Regions from separate parts of the Homo sapiens genome. Here region 2 is linked to region 1. Evidence: chromatin loops called from intact Hi-C (ENCODE). Cell type or tissue: heart right ventricle. All regions are shown on one strand. Region 1 has its middle 120 kb from the start of LINC00845. Region 2 has its middle 170 kb from the start of LINC00845.

Region 1 (2,500 bases):
CTAGTATTTACTTCAAAATCATCCAGTAGAGTAAGGCAGAGGTGAGAAGGTACAGATGAAACAGGGCTGGCCATACATTGATAATAGTTAAAGCTGTGTCATATGCTCATCAAGGTATATCATACTATTCTCTCTAACTTTGTATAGGTTCAAAAACCTCCATAATAAATTTTAAAGCAGTTGATAAAAAATAAACTTTCCATGAGGTTCACTAAAGTTCATGGAAAAGCAACTTTCTTCTTGTACCATCAAGATGAAAGTGACCAGTGTGGAGGTTCACATCTGTAATCCCAGCAATTTGGAAGGCTGAGGTGGGAGGATCCCGTGAGGCCAGAAGTTTGAGAACAGCCTGGGCAACATAGCAAGATCTCATCTCCACCAAAAGATTAAAATTAAAATTAAAAAATTTTCTGGGTGTGCTGGCATGCACCTTGTAGTCCCAGCTCCTAGGGAGGCTGAGGTGGGGGCATTGCTTGAGCTCAGGAGTTCAAAGCTGCAGTGAGCTATGGTCATGCCACTGCACTCCATCTTGGGTGATAGAGCAAGACCCTGTCTAAAAAAAAAAAAAAAAAAAAAGTTGAGGGGGAATTCAACTTAGGCCTTTAAATCTTTAAGAGAATTTGACAAAACAGTGATTCTCTTCTCTTTTTCTAATCCCTAAATACTGCCTGCTTTGTCAAGTGTTCAAGGGCAACTCTTCACTGATTAAAGGGGGGAAAAAGCAATTGAGCCTCAAGAAGCAATTGTTCAAATTATTTATGTCATCAGCTTGATCACAGTCTTCTGAGTGCCAGTGAGCTCAAGATCCGTACTGTTACTCTTAACTTCCCCCTGAAATAGCTAAAATGCTAGAATTCTGTATCTGATCCACCTCCTTCCTCTGCCCCCAGCAGCCTCTAGAGTCTTTGCTCTATAGAAACTTAATGCTCAATGTTTCTACACTGCGACACTGATAAAGTATGGAATTCATTAGAATTACAGAACCTCGAAATCCATACATGATAATTTTTTTAAATGTCTGAATATATCATGCGTTAGACAGTGACACCTATTGGTGAAATGTAGTGTTTTCAACCAGAACTGCTGAACATTGTACTACAAAACCTCTGGAAGTCAGACACAATGGAAAACAGCCAGACTGAACTGGGCGAAATCCATGGTAGGAGAACATCACTTTTACACGCTTTTGCCTCATTCAAATACTCTAGGTAATTTGACTTAGACACAAAGTGAGTTCGTCTATGTCTTTACAGACAATATTTTTGTTTACTGTAGCAAATATTCAGCTTATACTGTAGTGATTTGCCTTAAATTGCAATTAATTCTTTTCTTAATTGAAGTTTTAAAAATTCTCAATGTCACTTTGTTCCCCTAAGTGGACAAAAATTGTATGACCCTATCTTGATTGATTTTTTTCTTAAGTGACACTATCTGAAAGCTCACAGATTGCAAATCTGGAATCCAAGTTAATGAAAAAAATTTTTTTTCTATGCTCAAATTAGGCAAAAGATAAGGAGATTAAATTTGGCATTGTAAATATGGAAACTAGGGACTTCTAAGTATGAAATAAATACTTCTTACTTCTACCAAGGGTAGAAAGAAAGGAAGGATCCATTATTAAAAAATCAGATTGTAAGAACAAAAACAAGGAAAATGAGGAAAGTCAAATCCCATTCAATTCTCTAAAACACCCAGCATGCCACAGGAGCAGCCTACAACTCCTCCTCTTGCTCATCAAAAGTCCTCACCTCACTCATTAGAAAGATCTGTATAGCTTATGAAAATAATTTATATAACTTAGAATCATTTGTAAACACATAACATTATTATATTTAAAATATAAATATATTTATATTCATATAAGTATATATTAAATGTATTTATATTATAAAATTATATTATAAAATAACTTTAATAATAAAACCAATGGGAAAGTTAGACTCTAAGTAATTTATTTTACAGCTCAACATCAATACATTGCATGGTGAGAGATACCTGAAGCTAGAAGTACCCTTGAATCCTGTCTTCTGCCTGATATAAAATAATTTTCACTCTCAAATTGCCCATTCATTTCCTTGCACCTACTTGATTTTATCATAATGGCTGGTATGAGGTTTTTTCCCTGCTTGGTTCTGAATTCATCCTCCTCTGTGCTTCCCTCTTAATCATTTCTCCTCTTTAGAATCCTGGCCTCCTTCCCTGAGTGACACTATGAAGTCAGCCTTGACTTCAGTAAGGCACAAAGGAGCACTAACATGTTATTTTCCTCTGCTGGCTCTCTCATCTCCCCGCCCCTCTCCTTCCTGTTTTAATCAATTCCTGCAGAGTACTTCGAGGAATCCATTCTCAGGCCCTAAAGTCCCTGCGTGGCCAAGTTGCTCACTGGTACGGGGAGCTGAAGGTAACAAGGATAGGCTTCACTTCTCTGAGAGCAAGAAGGGAGCCTGTATATTCATTGCAGAGAATGCGGCAATTGCATCAATTTTGTGGCAAGAAATTC
Region 2 (2,500 bases), 50 kb before region 1:
CCAATGTCTGTACCCCTGTTGTATCTAGGAAGTAACTAACTAGCTGTTGATTTTATAGGCTCATAGGCAGAGGGGACTTACCTTGTCTCAGATGAGATTTTGGACTTGGTTTTTTGGGTTAATGCTGGAATGAGCTAAGACTTTGAGGGACTGTTGGAAAGGCATGATTGTGTTTGGAAATGAGAGGATATGAGATTTGGGAGGGGCCAGGAGCAGAAAGATACAGTTTGGCTGTGTCCCCACCAAAATCTCCTCTTGAATTGTAGCTCCCATAATCCCCACATATCTTGGGAGGGACCCAGTGGGTGGTAATTGAATCATGGAAGCAGTTACCCCCATGCTGTTCTCGTGATAGTGACTGTGTGTGTATGCCTGAATGACTTTCATATTCTTTTGTGCTCCTAGAACCTAATTTTTGGTTTTTGGAAAATTCAAAGAATGGAGAATCAAATCAAGAGATAGAAAACGTCATGCTATTCTGATATATAGAACTCAAACATTTTTGTTGAAAAATAAATATGACCACTTTCACCAAAGATTTGAAGAGTATTTCCTACTTATTGATACTTTATAAGGATGGTGATGATGACAATGCTAAAGGGTGTATTCTGAAGCAAAAGCAGTGTCAGCCCAACTTCATGTGCTCTAAAAAAAAAAATGAGACGAAAGGACCACAGGCAGGGGGAGGACTGTGACCCCTCCATCCCTTCCCCTGGAGTTCCATTAATATAGTGGCCTTGAATTCCATGAGGAAATGCACCCTCTTGAGGAGCAATGAGGAGAAAATTTGTAGTTGATGCCTAGGAGAGGAAATTTAAATCGGGAATACTAGTATCTGTGAACATGCACATTCAAGCAACTAAGCAATGACTAGCTGACAAGCACCAGTTATGTTTGAAGAATTATAGTTAAGGATCCTGATGAAATTGTTTTTACTCCTATTCCTGGGAAAATGGAATTAACTCCAATAAGAGTAAATCTGTAGATTTAGCCCATAGAAGACAGCTAGATTTCTTGCAGAAATCGGGGTTTTTCCTTCTGAACTTCTCCCAGAGCATTCTCTGTTTATGGGGAGTCTGGGTGAATATCTCAGCAGCGTGTTTACTGCTGTGTATCTTGTAGTCACATCCCCAAAGTACTTTTCCAGCTGTGGTTTCTACTGGTTGTAACAAACCTGTGATAAAAGCCAGATGTTTGATGAAGAGCCTGAGGCACAGATAAGTTAAGCCATTTTTCAGAGCTTACACAGCTGCTGAGTTTAGCGGTAGACCTGAAATTGGACCCAGTCCCTTCTCTACCAGCCTGGCCTCCAGATGGCAGCACAAGGTGAGTGTTCACAAATAAGAATAGTAAAGAATGACTGTTGGCCGGGCGTGCTGGCTCACGCCTGTAATCCCAGCACTTTGGGGGAGCTGAGGCGGGCGGATCACGAGGTCAGGAGATCGAGATCATCCTAGCTAACACGGTGAAACCCCGTCTCCACTAAAAAAAATACAAAAAATTAGCCAGGCGTGGTGGTGGATGCCTGTGGCCCCAGCTACTCAGGAGGCTGAGGCAGGAGAATGACGTGAACCCGGGAGGCAGAGCTTGCAGTGAGCGGAGATCGCGCCACTGCACTCCAGCCTGGGTGACAGAGCGAGATTCCATCTCAAAAAAAAAAAAAAAAAAAAAAAAAGAATCACTGTTTGGTCACCGATGTGGGCTATTTTATTTCCAGTGAAAATAGGGATGAGAGCAATCACAAAAGCATTGATAAGCATCTTCTTCTGAGGCTTTACCAATTATTCATGTTATTCATGACCAAGGTAGAGCAAAGCAAATAGCTTCATTGCTACCACTTATTATGTGCCTGCTGTATCCATTGAAATGTAATATACACCATACATGTATTTTTTTGCTCAGTTATTACTTAAATTTGTAAGGAAGATATTTATTCTCCCCATATTACAGATGAAGAAACTGAGACCCAGAAAAAAGAAATAACTTGCTTTCATGTAGATGTAACTATAATATGTCTGAGTCTGTATCATTTACGATTCTGCATTCATGCTGGACTGTATTCCCTATGCTTACCTCACTAGCGGAGTCATTAAGAACCTATAGCCCACAGGAGACCACAGCTGCTGTCAAGCAGGTGTGGCTATTAATTTGCAGCTTCCATTGTCCCTGAGCTATTTCCAGGAAAAAACCAGGAGGACACAGCTTTCACAGCACTTCTTTGCCTACAAACTGCTACAGGCTTTGGCATGATCAAAGCATGTGTCTTCACCAACCACGTAACCTGCCTGTGTGGTTCTACATCTGGACACAGCTGTGAAAAGTACAGCCTGCAGCTCGGATCCTTGGCCTCTGGTGGAGTGTCCTTCTCATTCCCGGTAGGTACAAGTGACTTCATGCAACATTTCACGTTATTTTATTTTGAGACAGAGTATCACTCTGTCTCCCAGGCTGGAGTAAAATGGTATGATCTCGGCTCACTGCAACCTCCGCCTCCCAGATT

Evidence for each region. Peaks named below come from ENCODE experiments on the same cell type or tissue, not always from the same donor. Only the 100,000 strongest peaks of a DNase experiment are listed, where the experiment ranks them.
Region 2: it touches region 1 in a loop (18-fold over the local background); 33 of 110 quality-filtered maps call a loop at or near these places.

What each region holds. Positions count from the first base shown.
Region 1 is chr10:61,139,526-61,142,025 of GRCh38, reverse strand. No RefSeq gene overlaps it. Among named protein-coding and RNA genes, the nearest start is that of LINC00845, 120 kb to the right of the region's middle. In heart right ventricle, a CTCF peak has its summit at 1,049 (motif pointing left); a DNase peak (open chromatin) is centred at 1,105.
Region 2 is chr10:61,189,573-61,192,072 of GRCh38, reverse strand. No RefSeq gene overlaps it. Among named protein-coding and RNA genes, the nearest start is that of LINC00845, 170 kb to the right of the region's middle. In heart right ventricle, a CTCF peak has its summit at 1,310 (motif pointing right); a DNase peak (open chromatin) is centred at 1,322; H3K27ac peaks cover 1,551 bases.